Regions from separate parts of the Homo sapiens genome. Here all the other regions are linked to region 1. A link is an interaction called in ENCODE POLR2A ChIA-PET data of the cell type or tissue named here. Cell type or tissue: HepG2. All regions are shown on one strand. Each heading gives the region's core, and the rest is flanking DNA. Links, peaks and the distances in the headings are about the cores only. Region 1 has its middle 76 kb from the start of DYNC1I2. Region 2 overlaps RAPGEF4-AS1 (RAPGEF4 antisense RNA 1). Region 3 overlaps METAP1D (methionyl aminopeptidase type 1D, mitochondrial).

The links. ChIA-PET counts read pairs that join two places held together with the same protein. Peaks named below come from ENCODE experiments on the same cell type or tissue, not always from the same donor. Only the 100,000 strongest peaks of a DNase experiment are listed, where the experiment ranks them.
Region 2: POLR2A ChIA-PET joins it to region 1 with 5 read pairs; 1 of 35 experiments calls an interaction of 5 or more read pairs at or near these places.
Region 3: POLR2A ChIA-PET joins it to region 1 with 5 read pairs; 3 of 35 experiments call an interaction of 5 or more read pairs at or near these places.

The regions. Positions count from the first base shown.
Region 1 is chr2:171,760,378-171,766,964 of GRCh38, forward strand. No RefSeq gene overlaps it. Among named protein-coding and RNA genes, the nearest start is that of DYNC1I2, 76 kb to the left of the region's middle. In HepG2, for the core only: no CTCF peak of the experiment used is centred there; DNase peaks (open chromatin) are centred at 2,694, 2,994 and 3,444.
Region 2 is chr2:172,722,567-172,729,153 of GRCh38, forward strand. It overlaps RAPGEF4-AS1 (RAPGEF4 antisense RNA 1), which reads right to left. Exons shown (of 4, transcript NR_026995.1): 4 at 623-4,867. It also overlaps a transcript of PDK1 not described here. Among named protein-coding and RNA genes, the nearest start is that of RAPGEF4, 10 kb to the right of the region's middle. RefSeq lists enhancers at 3,472-3,972, 3,973-4,473. In HepG2, for the core only: no CTCF peak of the experiment used is centred there; a DNase peak (open chromatin) is centred at 3,945.
Region 3 is chr2:172,055,714-172,062,300 of GRCh38, forward strand. It overlaps METAP1D (methionyl aminopeptidase type 1D, mitochondrial), which reads left to right. Exons shown (of 10, transcript NM_199227.3): 2 at 5,785-5,942. Among named protein-coding and RNA genes, the nearest start is that of DLX1, 26 kb to the right of the region's middle. In HepG2, for the core only: no CTCF peak of the experiment used is centred there; no DNase peak of the experiment used is centred there.

The DNA of each region.
Region 1 (6,587 bases), core at 1,717-4,216:
TTCTTTATACTGGTTATTCCAGTTAGCAATTCGTCTAACCTTTTTTCAAGGTTCTTAGCTTCCTTGCATTAGGTTAGAACATGCTTCTTCAGCTTGGAGGAGTTTGTTATTACCCACCTTCTGAAGCCTACTTCTGTCAATTTGTCAAACTCATTCTGCATCCAGTTTTGTTCCCTTGCTGGCGAGGAGTTGTGATCCTTTGGAGGAGAAGAGACATTCTGTTTTTTGGAATTTTCACTTGTTTTGCGCTGGTTTCTCCCCATCTTTGTGGATTTATCTACCTTTGGTCTTTGATGTCGGTGACCTCCGGATGGGATCTCTGAGTGGACGTCCTTTTTGTTGATGTTGATGCTAGTTCTTTCTGTTTGCTAGTTTTCCTTCTAACAGACCTCTCTGCTGCAGGTCTGCTAGAGTTTCCTAGAGGTCCACTCCAGACCCTGTTTGCCTGGGTATTACCCAGGCTGCAGGACAGCAAAGATTCCTGCCTGTTCCTTCTTCTGGAAGCTTCGTCCCAGAGGGGCACTCACCAGATGCCAGCCAGAGCTCTCCCATATGAGGTGTCTGTCAGCTCCTACTGGGAGGTGTCTACCAATCAGGAGACACTGGGGTCAGGAACTCACTTGAGGAGGCAGTTTGACCCTTAGCAGAGCTCGAATGCTGTGCTGTGAGATCCACTGCTCTTTTCAGAGCCATCAGGCAGGGACGTTTAAGTCTGCTGAAGCTGCGCTCACAGCTGCCCCTTCACCTGGGGGAAGGTGACATCTGTCCCAGGGAGATGGTGGTTTTATCTCTAAGCCCCTGACTGGGGATGCTTTTTTTTTTTTTTTTTTTTTTTTTTTTCAGAGATGCCCTGCCCAGAGAGGAGGAATATAGAGAGGCAGTCTGGCCACAGCGGCCTTGCTGAGCTGCAGTATGCTCTGCCCAGTTCGATCTTCCAGGTGGCTTTGTTTACACTTTGAGGGTAAAACTGCCTACTCAAGCCTCAGGAATGGCAGACACCTCTTCCCCCACCAAGCTCGAGCATCCCAGGCTGAGTTCAGACTGCTGTGCTGGCAGCAAGAATTTCAAGCTGGTGAATCTTAGGTTGCTGGGCACTGTGGGGATGGGATCCACCGAGCCAGACCACTTGGCTCCCTGGCTTCAGCCCCCTTTCCAGGGGAGTGAATGGTTCTGTCTTACTGGCATTCCAGGAACCACTGGGGTATGAAAAAAAACTCTTGCAGCTAGCTTGGTGTCTGCCCAAACAGCCGCCCAGTTTTGTGCTTGAAACCCAGGGCCCTGGTGGTGTAGGCACCGGAAGGAATCTCCTGGTCTGCAGGTTGTGAAGACCGTGGGAAAAGTGCAGTACCTGGGCCGGAGTGCACTGTTCCTCACAGTACAGTCCCTAATGGCTTTCCTTGGCTAGGAGAGGGAGTTCCCTGACCCCTTGTGCTTCCTGGGTAAGGCAACGCCCCACCCTGCTTCGGCTCGCCCTTGTGGGCTGCACCCACTGTCCAACCAGTCCCAGTGAGATGAACCAGGTACCTCAGTTGGAAATGCAGAAATCACCCACCTTCTGCATCCATCTCTCTGGGAGCTGTAGACCGGAGCTGTTTCTATTCGGCCATCTTGCCAGCAATTGATTCTAGAACTTTTTACTCCTCTTCTCGTTAGCTCAAACTACTGGAAGAAACTGGTTAGATATGGAATATGTTTCCACTGGCTGAAAAAAATGGTAGTAGCTATAAGTGGCTTACCTAAAACTCAGCAGGACTACTTTATGACATCACCGTTTGCAGGTATGCTGCCTGGACCCACTTAGGAATCACTCTTTCTCCTTCCTAGGACCTCCCCTAAAATTTGCAGGCCCTGAAGCAATAGATAGGTCAAGATATTTCGGTGTTATAAATCAAGCTTAAAAGCTACTAAATTTTATGCACAACATGCAAGTCCACCTTGAATTTTCACACTTCTCAGAATTCCATGCCCAAAGATGGCAGCCAGGGGAGAACCAGCCTGCAGCACATTGCCTTCCTTCTCTTCCACCCGCTCCTTCAGTATTCTGAAGGGCTTCACAGGAACACTTGTGTATTCTTCAGCCTACATGCCTAAGTAAGTAAGTTTTTCCACAGCCTTGCAAATAGCTGCCCCTTGGACACCTTTTCAACCAGGGTAGGTTTGGGCAAAAGATAGATAGGCCTTGTGAAAGCCCTGGAAGCTGAGCAGTTTAGGCAGGAAAATCAGGGTTTCAGGTACCTTGAACGTGGTCGAGAAGAGAATGAAGTGAGTTCCAGGTAGGCATAACCCACTGGCCCAGCAGACTTTTTGCCCCCTGGGAAAGAACACAACTACAGGAGGGCCTCTAAAATGAGGCACCCGAGGGCAGTGCTGGGCCTGTCTTTTCTCCTAAAGTCAACTGGGTCACTTTTTAAAAGATAATTCTGTTGTCCCTAATATGTTATTTTTTCAATGCAAATATAATTATCACTGAATACTATTTCATGACTCCTAGAGTATTCACTGCTAGGAACTGGTGTTTAGTATTAACAGATTCATCACAAAATGTTGTGTGTTAGGAAGAAGGGAAAAGGGCTGATATTTTAATAAAACCTTGTAAATATGTTCTGTGAGTTACTAGTTGCACAGCACATTTTGTAACTATAGGATCATCCCAGGAGTCTCAACAAGAGAAAGACAAAGAGTTTTTGTTCTGTTTGCTTTAAGTGCTGTTTGTTAGTGAGATTGGATCAAGATGGCAAACAGAAGTATCTGCTCTCCCTCTCAACTCTAAATTCCATAAAGTGCTGTAATTAATAAAACAGAAGAAAAATAAGAAATCTGCTATAGCACTGAAAGATGAGAGGGCTAGCAATGGAATAGAAATTTGGAAGAATGCCAGAAACATCAAAAGCAGGTAGGATCAGTTATAGGCAAACAAAATGATAGGGAATCATAATTCAAAACAGGCAAGACTACTATAAAAGGAGGCATGGGTTGGAACCCAGAGTCAACAGATGCAAAAAGCAGGAGGGTTCCCTGGGGTACTGGACAGGGTGACTCATTAGGGAGCTGATTGATTCAGAATAGCTACGCAAGTTCCCTTCCCCAACCACAAGCTGAGTGGTGGACAAAAGCAGTGTCTCTGGCCAGCCTATAACAACTGAGTGATGCCACCGAAGCTGGGAAAGCAGGGCAGTGCCCCCAGACACTTGCTGACCCGCAAGAGGAGAACAGAAGCCCATACCCTAGTTCCCCCTTATCCATGGTTTTGCTTTCCACAGTTTGTTACCCATGGTCAACACAGTCTTAATATATTACATGGAAAGTTCCAGAAATAATTCATGAGTTTTACATTGCAGGTAGATTCTGAGTACTGGGATGAAATCTTGTACCATCTGCTCTGTCCTTCCCAGGATGTGAATCATCCCTTTGTCCAGTGTATCCACACTGTCTACGCTGCCTGCCTGTTAGTCAATCAGTAGCTGTCCTCGTTAATCAGATCAACTGTCACAGTATCTCAGTGTTTGCATTCAAGCAACTCCTATTTAACTTAATAATGACCTCAAAATGCCAGTAGTGATTCTGGCAATTCCGATGTGCCAAAAAACTGTAAATTGCTTCCTTTAAGTGAAAATGTAAAAGTTCTTGACAATAATTATTTTAATTGTATGCTGAGGTTGCTAAGATCTAAAATATGGCTTAGATCTAAGGTATGAACAAATCTTCCATCCGTGAAATTGTGAAGAAGGAAAGATAAATTCGTGTTAGTTTTGCTGTGCACCTTAAACTTCGGAAGTTACCCCAGAGTGCAGGTAGGCACTTAGTTAAGGTGTAAAGAGCATTAAACTTGTGGATGGCAGACGTGAATGGAAACGTGTTCCAACTGACAGCCACTGGGTTTGGTACTATTCATGGTTTCAGGTATCCACTGGGGGTCTTGGAATATACTCCCTGCAGATAAGGAGGACTACTGTACCCAGAGCCAAAATACTGGCATATCCTCAACATAGCACAGCCCACTACTCTCATCACAGGCTATGATAACAGATACGGCATCCATAAAAAGAGGCTCTCAAATACAAAAATGAGCAACTAAATAACTTAAAATTATAACTGTGAATCACTAAAATATTTGAAGAAAGTCAGTAACACGAAAGGCCCTGAACAAACCGTTTTAAAAAGTCAAAATAACAGCATATTAAAGAAGACATCAAATAAGTGTATTTAACATCCCAAGAGTATAGAGTATGGTATCATAGCCATAAAATAAGTATAGGTTATTATAAAAGAACCAATCCAATCTTAGATATTGCAATTATGGTTGTTAAAGTTGTTTTAAAAGCTAAATAGAGGGATACAGCTGAAGAGTAAAGCTGTCAGAATAATCACAAGGTGTCTCTCATTCAACCAAAAAGTACTAACAGAGAAAGTATCAAGGAAAGCTCAATGATACAGGGATATGTCCCAAAATTCCAGTATCTAAATAGGAGATAAAAGATGGGACATAGGGAGAAAAATATAGACTAGAATAGCTTTCTTTGGTTTGAAAAGGCACAAGTTTAGGACTATAAAACGATCTTTCCCTTTTAAATAAGAATCATTGACCAAAAGTGTCAGAATATCTCAACAGGAGTGATTGTAGGTGTATTTTTACCATAGTGCACTAAAATGTACATTTTTAAATGCAAGGCTTGCCGAAAAGAAAGTTTTCAAATCCCCTTCTAAATAACTCAGGGCAAAAGGAAATTTAAAAATTAAATAATTTAGTAATTAATACAGAATTAGGGCTCCGTGGAGAAATTACTAATATCTGGTCTTGGCAAGAAATAAAAGGAAGAGTTTGGAGCATCTTGTCATACTGGAAAGCTAGGAAGCTATCAAAGATTCCTGAGGGCCAAACACAGTGGCTCATGTCTAATCCCTGTGCTTTGGGAGGCCAAGGCAGGAGGACTGCTTGAGCTCAGGAGTTTGAAACCAACCTGAGCAATATATTAGGTTGGTGCAAAAGTAACTGTGGAAACTGCAACCTAAAAGCAAGACCCCTGTCTATACAAAAAATCAAAAAAACAAAAACAAAAAACACAAAAAACCAGCAGGTGCAGTAGCATGTATCCGTAGTCCTAGCTACTCATGAGGCCGCGGTAGGAGGATCACTTGAGCCAAGGAGTTTGAAACCAGCCTAAGCAACATACCAAGACCCCATCTCTTAAAAAAAAAAAAAAAAATCCTGAGGTAATATCGGTAGGACTTAGAAGTTAATTGCAAGAGGCTCCCACTGGCCGAAGATGAGACAACTTGAGTATTAAAAAAAAAAAAGACCAGGCGGCCATGGTGGCTCACACCTGTAATCTCAGCACTTTGGGAGGCTGAGGCGGGCAGATCACCTGAGGTTGGGAATTGGAGACCAGCCTGGCCAACATGGTGAAACCCTGTCTCTACTAAAAATACAAAAATTAGCCTGGCATGGTGGTAGGTGCCTGTAATCCCAGCTACTTGGGAGACTGAGGCACGAGAATCGCTTGAACCTGGGAGGTCGAGGCTGCAGCGAGCTGAGCTCATGCCACTGCACTCCAGCCTGGGTGAGAGAGCAAGACTCTATCTCAAAAAAAAAAAAAAAAAAAAAAAAAAATCCAAAGGTTTAAAACATATCAAATATGTTTAATTCTTTGACACTTCTCAAAGAAATTCTCATTGTTCATCTCTGGAAGATGCTGGGGAAATATTTTGAAAACAAAAAAATCAAGCATTTATCCTGTTTTTCCCCTCTGTGTAACCAAATAATTGTTACGTTTCTCTTTATAAAAGTATCTCAGCTAATATGTAAGATATAATAGAATACCACCATTTTGCAACTCCTGATGAAATAATGGTTGAAGGTAATTATCAAAGGCTGCTAGTTACCAAAAGAGACATTATTCTGTGCCTTCTTTTGGATGTACACGTAACACACCCACAAAGTATTCTTTTTTTTTTTTTGAGACAGAGTCTCGCTCTGTCGCCCAGGCTGGAGTGCAGTGGCGCAATCTCGGCTCACTGCAAGCTCCGCCTCCCAGGTTCACACCATTCTCCTGCCTCAGCCTCCCCAGTAGCTGGGATTACAGGCACCTACCACCATGCCAGGCTAATTTTTGTATTAGCCTGGCATGGTGGTAGGCTAATTTTGTATTAGGACTACAGGCGCCCGCCACCACACCCAGCTAATTTTTTGTATTTTTTAGTAGAGACAGGGTTTCACCGTGTTAGCCAGGATGGTCTCAATCTCCTGATCTCGTGACCCACCCGCCTCGGCCTCCCAAACTGCTGGGATTACAGGCATGAGCCACCGCACCCGGCCTCCACAAAGTATTCTTACCAAAAAAAAAAAAAAAAATTGATCATAAATGCTGTCAAGCCTCTAGAACATAACTACCAATTTATAGAAAATTCAGGGAAATAGAAACAGCTAAACACCACCACAAGGATGCAATCACCAAAATTGAGAATGTAGGAAACTACAGGACAAACAGGCTGAAGTCTTATGTGCAAGTAAAAAAGAGGAGGAGAGGGAAACCAAAGACTAAAAAGAGATTTAGGAGTGAAATCAATCATATTCCATGTATGGACTTCAC
Region 2 (6,587 bases), core at 2,569-5,068, 960 kb after region 1:
TTAGTGGCTGCTTGTAGTGCTGTGTTGGGAAATTGTCTGAGGCAGTGTCCAGGCTAATAGAAAAGAACACTGTGATTAATTGGCAATAACTATCATGGCAGGTGAGGTAGGGGTGATGGCATGGGTTCAAAGAACTTCGTCATCCCTGGGACTTAAGCCAAGCTCTTGGATGCATTCAGTAGGCTGTTCCTAGAAATAGTACCCAGATTTGTAAATCTCAAGTAAGAGGCACTTACCATTAAGGCAATATCCTTACCATGGCTGTTACTTATATAAGTTGGTATGATTTATTGGCAGCCTTAATCGGCTAAGTTATAAATGAAATTTAGACATCCCTCTGCCTAGATTCTGCTTGTTTAGTTTAGAAATCAGGTATTTTCAGGACTCAAAATTTCTAGTAAAACATTTTTGAAGGCACACATACTGCTTCCATCTGAGCAGTGGCAAAGCAGATGATTTTAATTGTTGGGATTGTGATCTAGTGTCTTGAAGTCTATTCTGATGAACCGATGAACTCCTTACTAGCTTATAGACTGGTCTGGCAAATAGAAAGAAACAAAGAATAGGAAACAGTCCTGATATAGATAAACTTTTGGTGGTTAAAAAGCAGACAGACCCCTTCTTTCTGCTGTGGGAATTAGAGTTTACTTACAGTGGCTCTCAAGTGCCTGGATTTCTTAAGCTACATGTTCTTAGTTATTATACTATTCTTTTGATGACAAAGGATGAAGTTCAGATACACACACCTAAGTCCAAATCACACTGCATCCAAACAAAATCTTAGCTTAATCTTTTTCACAAACACATTAGAGATTTTTTATTTTCACAGGACATGGGAAAGAGTAATATATTTTGAACACAAAATAAAATGGAGAAGTTAGCCAAGAAGTTCATGTAATTTCTAATCTTGAGGAAACAGACACATCCAAATTGAAGGATATTCTGTAAAATGACTGTTCCAGAGTCTTTTAAAAATGTCAATGTCATGAAAGAATTTTTAAAAATGGTTGAGGGATTGTTTTAGATCAAAAAAAACTAAAGAGGCACAACAACTAAATGCAATGCTCAATCCTCCATTGAGTCCTGGATAACACAAGCCAAAGAGATAGTTTTAAATCTTTTGGAGAAATTTGAATATAAACTTTATATCAGTGTTAAATGTCTTGAGTGTGAAAATCATAGAAGAGTTTCCTTCTACAATTTTAGATAGGTGTTGTAGTACTTAGAGCATGGTATCAAAATGTCTGCACTTACTCTCAAAGGATGAGCATTACACTTAAAGAGATGTGGCAACTGTGGTCACTGTTGGAGAATCTAGATGAAGGCTATACAAGCATTTATTGTTCTGGCCTTACAACTTTCCTGTAGGTTTAAACATTTTCACATTGAAAAGCTGGGAAGAAAAGTTTTTCTACTTGATGGTATATCCTAAGAATTTCCTGTAATATTATATTATATCCTAACCACTCATAATGACTACTTTTAATAACACCATGGTATTCTTTTGAGGGAATATGTATTCTCTTTAATGATTCCACAATTTAGATTCCTAATAAATAATACTTCAATGTGCATCTCTGTATGTATTTTGTAGATTCTAATCTTGGCATAAATTTCCACAGGTAGGTTGCTGGATCAAATGGCCATTTATGGAGAATTTGAAACATTCTGCTGTGATCTATTTTTTTTTAAGCTGGTAAGTGAGATGGCAGGATCTTAATAAAAGTGAGTCATTTCAAACAGTTATATTTCTGTGAGCCTGAATATTTTTAGATTGCTGACACCCCTTTTTCCTCACTCATCTGCCAACCTCCCCAATAGCCGTGGGACCTTGGTTCTGTCTTTGCTGCCATTGATTCCTATAGATGAGATTTTTCAGACTCAGATACTGGGCACCAAGAGGCCAATGAGAGTAGGAGGAAGTTGTTAAGCTTTTCAATATTTCATCAAACAAAATTCATACATTTCTCACACTGAAGCTCACATAAGTGAGTTTAGACATGGAGTCTGGCTCTGGTTCAGCTTTGATAGGTAGGGCTGTAACCTCAGACAGCAGCTCAAATGCAACCTGAGACCCTGAGCCAGAACCACCCCATGAAGCTGCACCCAGGTTCCTGACCTGCAGAGACTGTGTGAGAGAATGAATGTTTGTTGTTTTTAGCTGTCAAGCTTTAGAGTACTTTTTTAATGCGCGATAGATAACCAATACAGATTCTGGAAGTGAGATGTGGCCATAACAAAACATAAAATGTGAATAAAAGACTTGAATACCTACTTCATAAAAGGAGATATGTGAATAATAGGCATATAAAAAGGAGTGCATTAGTCAGCAGAAAAATGCATATTGAAAGCACAATGCAATGCCACTACACACCTACCAGAAAGGCTCCAAGTGTTGGTGAGGATGCAGAATACCTGGAACTCATATATTGCTGACGGGAGTATAAAATGGTGTAAACGAATACAGTTAACCTAAACCTAAGCCAGTTGACCCAGAAAATACACTGCTAGGTTTATACCAAGAGAAATGATTGCATGCAACCAAAATAAGAGGAACACATAAATGTTCCTAGCGGCTTCATTTATTATAGGCCTAAACTGCAAATAACTCAAATATTCAGCAGAAGAATGGATAAATAATTTGTGATATATCCAGGCAATGGAATACTACTCAGCAATAATAATAATTGAAGTATACATACAGCAACCTGGATGAACCTCACAAGCACTATTTTGAGCAAAAGCATGCTATGTAGTTTCATTTATATGCCATTAAGGAACAGGTTAAAACAAATTTATGATGATAAAAGAGAGAGTACTGGTTGCCTCAGGATTGGTAAGTTGTATTGACTGGAAGGTAGCAGGAGTGAACTCTCTGGGGTGATGGAAATGTTCAACATTTGATCTGGATAGTGATCACGTGGTTTTATGTATCTAAAAAATTCACAAAATAGTCACCCATTTTGTTCATTTTACTACTATATAAATTACATGTCAAGAAGATAATGTCGAAAAGATCCAAAGGCCTTTCTGGCCCTAGAGAACATGTCTTTGGCCCCTCCTCTGACTTCTCCTCTGAGCACTCTTCCCCTTATTCACTCCCCAAACACCCTGGTCACCTTCCTGCTCCTCCAACACACCAAGCATACTGCCACCTCGGGGCCTTTGCACTGGCTCCTCCCTTGTCAGCACTCCCTGTCCTCAAATATCCCTGCAGATATCATCCTTCGCTTTATTCAGGTCTACCTATCATTGTCACAGTTCTCTAGAGACAGAGCCCTGGGCAAAGGTTAAGTCTTAGAGGGTTACTTGGGAGGTACAATCCCACACAGCTGGCTGCTCGATATGTTAGTTTCTAGAGCAGCTGTAATAACACACCACACACTGTTGTCACTCAGAACAACAGAAATGTGTTGTGTCACAGTTCTGGATGCTAGAAGTCTGAAGTAAAGGTATGGTGAGGCCATGCTCCCTCTGAAACCTGTAGGGGAGGCTCCTTCCCTGCCTCTTCTAGCCTTGGTGTTTGCAGCTCTCTGTGGCGTTGCCTAGCATTTAGATAAATTGCTCCAATCTCTGCCTCCATTGTCACCTCACCATCTTCCCCTGATGTGTCTCTGTCTTTCTCCTTCTAAGGACAAGAGATTGGATTAGGCCCCTACCCCCTTAATGACTTCATCTTAACTTGATTGCATCAGCAAAGACCCTGTTTCCAAATACTATAAAGCCACATTCACAGTTACTGGGGGTTAGGACTTCGACATATCTTTCTGAGGAACATAGTTCAACCCATAACACTCAGTCGGCGCACAGGCTTGGCCACACACAGCAGGCTGTGTGGAGAAATTGTGCACCAGACGGGGCAGGGGGAAAGGGTGAGGCAGTTCAGCTGCCCAGTATCCTCCAATCTCCTGTTTCCTGTCTCCCACTGGTGCAAAGTCCATTCAGGGGGAATGAAATCCTCTTCCTTTCCGAGTTGCATCATTCAGCCCCATTGGCAGTTGCTCAGGAAACAAGGTCCTGCAGTTTGGCATTTCAGCTGAGTTTGGACGTGGGGAGAGAAGCCAGATATTCTAGGCCTGTGGCTGGTGAGCCTCAGGCGGGAAAACCACAGGGGCCTTTGGTGGCTGCAGGGAGCAAGTGGCCGAGGAAGGAACAGGTGGTGCTGAGACAGGCCCCAGGTTCTGCCCAAATGTCATCTGACCAGAGAGGCCTTCTCTGACTACTTCATACCAGATAGATGCTCCTTCCCTGTCTCTGCATTTCCTTGTTTTGCTTAATCATTCTTCGCATCAATTATTGCCAGTTGACATATTATATATTTATGTGTTTATTTGCAATGTCTCATTTTACTCACTACCACGGTGTTCCCTGCAAGTAGGAAATTTATCTGCTCGTCCTTTGCCCTTTCTTCAGTGCCTATCACAGTGCCTGGCACATTGTAGGTGCTCAGTAAATATTGAGTTTCAATAACTCGAGAAATCAATGGATATAAAGAAATGAAAAAGACTTGGTCTCTGCAGTCTGTTAGGGAGTAGCTGAGTGGGTGGCAGTGGGGTTCTCTTAGGTCCAGACAGGCCTGTCCTAAGCAGGTCAGGCCCCAGGTGCAGCTGCAAGCAGAGCTCCATTTCCAGGGTTTGAATTCTGCAGCTCCCTGAGGTGGCCAGGGGCTGCCAGGATCACAGCTGCAAAGCCTCTGGGTCATCAGGCAGAGGAAAGAGCAGACAGAGGGAACTCTTCTCATCTGGACTTGGAGGGTCGACCTTGCCCAGAGGGGAGGGTATTGCTTCCTGCAGAGCCACGGGTGGGGAGAAAGAATCCTGTCTTCCCAGGTTGACCTCTTCTAAGCTTCCTGAGTTATCTTCTATCTCTAGAACCAAACTAGTACTTTTAGTCCCAAAATGCCAATAAATATATCTTCTTTACTAGCTGTGGCACTATCATATTTTTAAGGTGAAAGTTAGTGTCACCTAAGCGAAAGAGCTCAGCTCCTTATTATTTATTGCCCAGTCAAGATTTAATGTGTCTCACTTTAAATGACAATTCTCCATTTTACTTCCTTCAAGTCAACATGCTCTTGGTTCAATATAATCAATATGATTTTTAGTCACATTCTCTCTTTCCTGTGCTATTTTCTCTGTGGAATTCACTATATAAAGTCATCCATTTATTGAAATATGTAGGAGACCATATTGGATTACTGATGAAAAGGAAATTGTAACAAACACTGGGTGACCATAATTCATTCAAAATTCGTTTGTGGTAATTTTCTCTATTAGTGTGAAAAATGAGTATAACACAGGTAGAGATTTTCCGAGTTGAATAATGTACTCTGTGTCTTTCGTACAATAATAAAAAGCAATGGCAGCTTGTTATTTCACCAAAATAAATATACTCCACCACTAGAAAATAAGCCTAAGACTAAAGCTGTGACATGGTGACATTTTCCTCACTGCAAATTATGTACCAAAGTTAATTACTGCAACTTTACCAACTGAGCTTGAGAAAGTGGCATATGTAACCCTCTCCCTTTGTTTTGGTGAGAAAGTGCAGGCTTCGTTTTGGTGAGGAAGACTGTGGCATAGGTGGAGTGCTGAACCCACTTTGGACCTGAGTGATTTGTGGATTGCTGACTTTCACCATTCTGGCTTTGTGAGGAATTGTCCCTTCTGGGAAGGGGGCGAGGTGGAGCGTTCAAGCTCTTTCCTAGCCTATTGCCTCCCAGGAGGCAGGGAGTTCGTATGTTACGGGAACTAACACTAATAACTACCATTTTCTTTATAGAGGTCAGTATGCTTCTCAACCAGATGCAATTACTTCCAGGACAAAAGATTTTTCTTTTCCCTTAAGACTTGCTTGCATTAATAACTAAGTCACAAATTTTAACTCTGAACGTTTTTTAAATTAAGAGAGTTCATTTTAACTTTGCCTCCTGACTGGATAATTTACCTTTCTGTAAAACGAGGAACTATAACTGCCCTTACCTATGAAGTTACCTGAAGAGCACAGGGAGTACAAAACAGAACTTTACCTTAGTCTTTTACAAAGCTGGAGATTGGAAGATAGTCACTAGACAAGTTCAAACCATTTTTTTTCTTGCGCTTATATTTAGTTGTTTGCCTTAATTCTAGTGCCCTGAAGTTGGATATATCTAAAGTACAGTTAAAACTAAATAGCTAATTCCTTTCTAATTTAATTTACTTTTACATGCCATAATGATAGAAATACAAAACCAAAACAAAAGAAAAACTCTGCTTCTAAAAGTCACAAAGAAATGTAATAATACTGTCGATCCAAAAGAAAGGAACTGAGGCAGAGTTAATATAAGTAGGAGTTTATTTGGGCCGGGAGTTTGAAGATTGCAGCCCAGGAGCATAGATGCATGCTGCCCTGAATAGACCCTCTGATTAGTAGCAGTTACAGGTGGACTTTTATTTATCTTTTTTTTTTCTTTTCCTTTTTTCCTTTTTAAACAGGGTCTCACTTTGTCACCCAGGCTGCAGTGCAGTGGTGCAATCTCAGCTTACTGCAGCCTCAACCTCCCAGGTTCAAGTGATCTTCCCACCTTAGCCCCGCCAAGTAGCTGGGAC
Region 3 (6,587 bases), core at 3,917-6,416, 300 kb after region 1:
TGTAAGGGTGTCTTTCATCAGATTGAAAGAAAAGAATTCGTTTCAAATACAAAAGTGTCTTATGAAAGTGAAATTGCTGAATACAGTGTAGAACCATAATTGTCAACAGATTGGATATGTTCAGGCTGTGTTCCTGACGTTTCGAATTTTACCATCCAGTCATGTGTGGGTGTGTCTGCATCTTTTCGGCAGTGAGGCTGTCATTTGGCAGGACAGGTACCTTGGCAACACTGTTCATCCTAAAAGTGAATGTCTCAAAAGCCTCATCCAGATATCTAGTGGAGGCCTGATGACTTCATGCTTCAAGTTTAAGTACATAGAAAAGATTCCCCCTATAATGACTGTGTACTTGAACTTGATAACACTGATAAAGATGATCTTTTGTGTAATCAACCACATTGAAAAAAATCTTCATGAGTCCTAAAATTGATCAGAGGCTACATCTTCCCATTTCCTGGGATGTAGCATGACAATCAGATGGTGCTGAATGAAGGCACACATTTCAGAGCTGAAGGGACCTCAAAGATTGTGAAGCCCAACTCTCATTTTACTGAGCTTCTGCATCTCACAGGGTAATGTCTTTGAAGTACTCAGCACCGAGCTTGGCACCAGTAAGCTCTTGGTCAGTCAGCATCCACTGTTATTGTTATTGCTCAAGATCACATAGCTCTTAGCAGGACCAGGGGTAGAACTTTCTGTCCAATGCTGTGCCACTTTGGTTATTTTTTCATCATGCATAGCACTGTCTGATGTAATCAAATGCATTTGTTGATTTGCCTATGTCTGCCTCCCACTACAAGGATGTAAGCTCCCTGGGAGTCGGGACCTTGTCACCTCATTCACCACTGAATTCTCTAATCCAGAGCATGGCACATGCAATGAGTTCATTAAGTAGTTGTTGAATGAATGAAGGCATTTAGAGACCCCACAGGTAAACATGTTGAAGAATGGAGAAGGAAAAGGAAAAGAAAGGAGCATTTATGGAGCACCTATTTTTTAAAAGATGGTTTACCTATTTATGTTATCTCAGCAAATGCTCACATCAGCTCGTGGTAGGGAGAGCACTACTACTCCCATTTAATAGTGAAGAAAATGAGTCTCAGAAGTTTTGGTAACTCACACCTGTTTGACCTCCAAGCTCATGCTGTTGTCACTACCATAGTGCCTCCCAACTGGATCATTTCTAAGAATTTTCATGAAAAGTGTCTTCATTCTAAATGCTAACTAGTTACATGATATTTACATTTTTCATGATAAAAAAAACTGACCTTGAAATCTAGTCCCTGAAAGAATACATTATGTAACAAAACACACTAGCGAATAGAACTCATAGAGCCCCTGCACACTGCTGAGAGGCAACTGGAATGGCAGACACAGCCCTGGATTTGGATTTACAGGATTAAGCTTGGGGCCTGGTCATTGATTACCAGACTTGTGAGCCTTAGTTCCTCATCTATAAAGCAGTGATGTTAACAGCTACCTGCCTAATGACAGAGCTGGTAAGAGGTAATGTATGTAGAGCACCTAGCACTGAGCTTAATCTAAGTGTCCATTAAATTTTAACCACTGTTATTATTACTATTTATATTAGCATTATCATTATTAATAGTAATTATAATACTTTCCTCAGAAGAGAAACACTTGTGAGTTTGTGTCTTGTATGTGGTCCTGCCTAGCAATGCAATTAGGGAGGTGGAATCATAGATTGAGTCCACCTGTGTCTTTCCAAATTTTCCATTTCATATCCACAGACTGTCCAACTAATAGTTCTGGCAGCCACCTCCCCAAAGCGTGTGTTTGGTCAGCGAAGGCAGCTTGGCTTAAGGTAGTGGGTGGATTAGGCCAACCCATCACCACTTTTGGAAAAATAATAGTAGTAGTAACAATAGTTTTGTGATGCCTTTTCAATTTTCTGGGTATTTCCCTGTGTTTTAGCTCCTGTTTTTTCTCATGCCTGTGAGAGAAGTAATACATTTTGTAGAGGCAACTTAGCCTGCTTTCCCTCTCAGCTTTGGCACTTACTGCATGTTCCTTTGTGTGCCTCAGTATCTTCAACTGTGACATGGAGTAATAACAGTTCACAATTCATACAGTTTCTGTGAAGATTAATGAGCTAACATATGTAAAGTGCCTAGTACAGTAATTGAGGCATAATAAGTGTTCAGTATTAGAAGCTATACTGGAGGTCATGTTTTCTTTCCCATTTTATTTTTTGTGCAGACTTTTTTTTTTTTTTTGAGACAGGATCTTACTCTGTTGCCCAGGCTGGAGTGCAGTGGTGTGATCATAGCTCAGTGCATAACTCAGTGATCATAGCTCCAGGGCTCAAGTGATTCTCCTGCCTCAGCCTCCTGAGTAGCTGGACTCCTGAGTAGCTGGACTGACTCCTGAGTAGCTGAACTCCTGAGTAGCTGGACTACAGTAGCTGATGGCCCAAGCCACCACATCTGGCTAATTCTTTTATTTTTTGTAGAGATGGGATCTCACGATCCTCCCACCTCGACCTCCCAAAGCGCTGGGATTACAGGTTTTTATGTATTCTTGAAAGAACTATTATTTATTGGGTATCTTCTAAATGCAAGACACTTTCACATTTCTTATTTCAATTCTCACCTGAGACTGAAATGAAGAAACTTGTGCAGGGCCACACAGCTAATAAGTGGTAGAGCTGAAACAAAAGTCCAGGCTTCTGCCTTCCAACTGTCTGCTTTTCCTAGGACACTACCCTGTCCCTCATATATCAGTTGACAATACTAGGGTTGGTGATATTGTCATTAGGGAAATATTATACTTTAAAAGCTTTACACAATACATACCTGCCTCTATCAAGCAACTTTTTTTTTTTTAGAGAGACAGGAGTCTTGCTTTGTTGCCCAAGCTGGTCTCAGACTCCTGGGTTTAAGCAATCCCACATCAGCTGCCCTCCAAAGTAGCTGGGACTACATGTATGTGCCACTGTACCTGAGTTTTGTAACTTCTTTTTAAAGAAATGATATTACTGACATTTTGTCTAGTGCTTGAAATTGTTTAAAATAGTACCAAAAACACCTCTATAAGTTAGATTCAACAATATTGCAGTCCACTTTAAGGAGGGACATAATTGAGTGAAACCTATCACCCTGAATCACTGATCATTGCGGTTTGTTTGCATCAGTGCCTTTCCCCAAGTCAATTAGAGATCCAGAGTTTTGAAGCCAGTACTTACCTGCAATTCACGTTTTCATTATGTTTCACAGCTGAAATGTTACTCTAGGCCAGTTCTCAAGCTTCGTGTGCGTCAGGATTACCTGAGGGCTGGTTAAGGCACAGATTGCCCGCCTCCATCACCAGTTTCTATGTTTGTAGGTCGATACGGGGCCCAAGAATTTGCATCTTTTTTCTTTTTCTTTCTTTCTTTCTTTTTTTTTTTTTCTGAGACAGAGTCTTGCTCTGTCACCCAGGCTGGAGTGCAGTGGCGCGATCTTGGCTCACTGCACCCTCTGCCTTCCGGGTTCGAGTAGTTCTCCTGCCTTAGCCTCCCGAGTAGCTGGGATTACAGGCGCGCGCCACCATGCCCGGCTAATTTTTGTATTTTTAGTAGAGACAAGGTGTGGGATTACAGGCGTGACCCACCGCACTCAGCCTTGCATCTTTTTTCTATGTGACATTATACTGCTGGTCTGTGAACCTCATTTTAAGGACTACTGCTCTAGACCAGGATTCAGCAAATGTCTCCTGTAGAGGGCCAAAGAGTACATTTTTTAGGCTCTGTGGAACATGTGTTCACAACTACTCAGCTACCACTGTAGCTCAAAATCCTCCATAGACATTTGTAAGCAAATGAGGGTAGCTATGGTCCAATGAACCTTTTATTTATGGGCACCAAGATTTGAATTTCATGTATTACAAAATATTGGGTTAAAAAGTTTTTTTCAACCATTTATAAATGTAAAAACCATTTTTAGGTTTTGTGCTGTATAAAAACAGTCAGCAGTCCAGATTTGGCCCTTGAGCTGTAGTTTTCTGACCCCTGCCATGTAGTTGTGACCTGTTGGGGACTTCTAAAACTATTGTTCTGGCCAGGCGCGGTGGCTACGCCCGTAATCCCAGCACTTTGGGAGACCAAGGCGGGCAGATTACGAGGTCAGGAGATTGAGACCAGCATGGCCAACATGGTGAAACCCCGTCTCTACTAAAAATACAAAAAAATTAGCCGGGCCTGGTGGTGCGCGCCTGCAGTCCCAGCTACTCTGGAGGCTGAGGCAGGAGAATTGCTTGGACCTGGGAGGCGGAGGTTGCAGTGAGCCAAGATCGCGCCACTGTACTCCAGCCTGGGCGACTGAGTGAGACTCCGTCTCAAAAAAAAGAAACCAAAAAACAAAAAACAAAAAAAAGATTGTTCTAAATATGAAAGTAATAAAATGAATCAAAATGTCTTCCTGGCTGGATGCAGTAGCTCACGCCTGTAACCTCAACACTTTGGGAGGCCGAGGTGGGAGGATCGCTTGAGCCCAGGAGTTTAAAACCAGCCTGGGCCACATAGCAGGACCCCATCTCTACAAAAAATACAAAAATTAGCCAGGCATGGTAGCATGTGCCTGTGGTTCCAGCTACTCAAGAGGCTGAAGTGGGAGGATTCCTTGAGCCTGGGAATCCAAGGCTGCAGTGAACCATGATCGCACCACTGTTGCCTTAGCCTGGGCGACAGAGCAAGACCCTGTCTCAAAAAAAAAAAAAAAAAAAAAGTCTTCCTCTCTACCTCTAGCCCCAACCACAAGCCACAGAAAGAGCCACTGTTTACAAATATCAATTTCCAGAAATTTTATGAGCACGTGCAAGCTTATATAAATGTATAAGCTCCTTTTACATTAATGGGCTTTTTATATGTATTTGTTAAGCATTCACTTTTTTCCTAACAGTGTATTGTGACCTCTTTCCATATCAACACATAGAGATGATGATTTAGCCTATTCTTTTTAATAGCTCCAGAATTTTCTGTAAGTATACCATAATATATTTAATCAGTCCCCTACTGGTATTTCCTATTTGGAAACATTTGAGTTGTTTCCCACTTTCTTCTACCACAAATAATGCTGCCATGAGGGTACATCTTCATTCATCCATCAGTGCATAGTGTCTGCAGGATAAAGTCCTAGGAGATGAACTGCTGAGTCAAAGGATATGTGCATTTAAAATTTTGATAGACATTTCTAAATTCCTGTTGTGAGTACTTCAAACCCTATATTCATTTTCTTTCAGTGTTATACTTACATTTTTGCTATTTAGTCTTTATCTGACTTGAACATTCATCACAATGAATTTCAGTATAATGCCTCACTGCACGTGAACTTAACACAGAGTAGTAATCCTATGGAGGGCAAAAAGTGCAGCTGGCAATTTGTCCGTGATTCTTGAAAGGAAACGGCTTTACAGAGTATAAAGCCATCAAAACAGTGCCCTGAATCTAGGGTCGTCTTGGACATTGCCACATAAGGTATTACAGCAGAAATTGTTCTTTTTACAGACCTGGTGCTTAGCAGATGTTTCTATATGTTTGTTTCCCGTTAGAGTAGAGTTTTCCATTGTCACGCATTTATGTAAACATAGTATTAGCTAATAAATACGCTGTGTTACTATTGTACTAGAATTCAGAATACCACTGTTTTCATTTCTATTTGGGGCTTTTCCTTTTTCAGTCAATAAGGTATTAGAATAATGATTTAATAGACAACACCACAACATCTTAAAGTGGAGGACTGTGTTAGGTTGTTTTTTTACTTAAAATATGTCTGTTTCTGCTCACAGGTTCTCATAGAATTTTCTCTTCACCACTCAATCATATCTACTTACACAAGCAGTCAAGCAGTCAACAAAGAAGAAATTTCTTTTTTCGGAGACAAAGAGATATTTCACACAGTATAGTTTTGCCGGCTGCAGTTTCTTCAGCTCATCCGGTTCCTAAGGTACTGTATTGCCTATTATCTCCTGCTTTTTCCAGCCAAGATAAAAGTTGACTGCAGAAGTGATCAAATATTTTTGCACCTTTGATTTCTGAGCCATTTGGGTTTTAATTTTCAAACTAGGTTTGTGATCTAAAACTGTGATTTGAGAAGTTTTAATATCCTGCAATTCTATAGCATTAATTTTTTAAAACAAAGCTCTAAGCTTTCAATTGCTTAGAGTATTTAGAATTAAAATTTTTAACATGAAATTTTCTATATTAAATTTCTAACATGAAGATAAAACTATACGTATGTAGTTTTCTAACTGTTTTAGAGAAAAAAAATTGACTATAAAATTGTGATGATTCAAAAGAGATTACTTAAAACTAACATACTAGATTTTTTTAAGCCTGTTCTTACATTTTCCTTGTTATTGATGCTGGTGTCTTTGAATTGTCTTTTAGACTAAATTAAATAAAATATGTCTCAGAGCAGTCTTGGCTTTTTTTTTTCAGAGATTGCAATTCTGTGGAAAGGCAATCTATCCATTTTTCAAAATGCAATATAAAGGGAGTGTGCGAGTGAGCCCTTTAGGAAGAAGGAGAGTAGCTAAAGAAATATAGATTGGTCACAAAAATCATCTGCTTTCTCCCTTTTATGAACTTT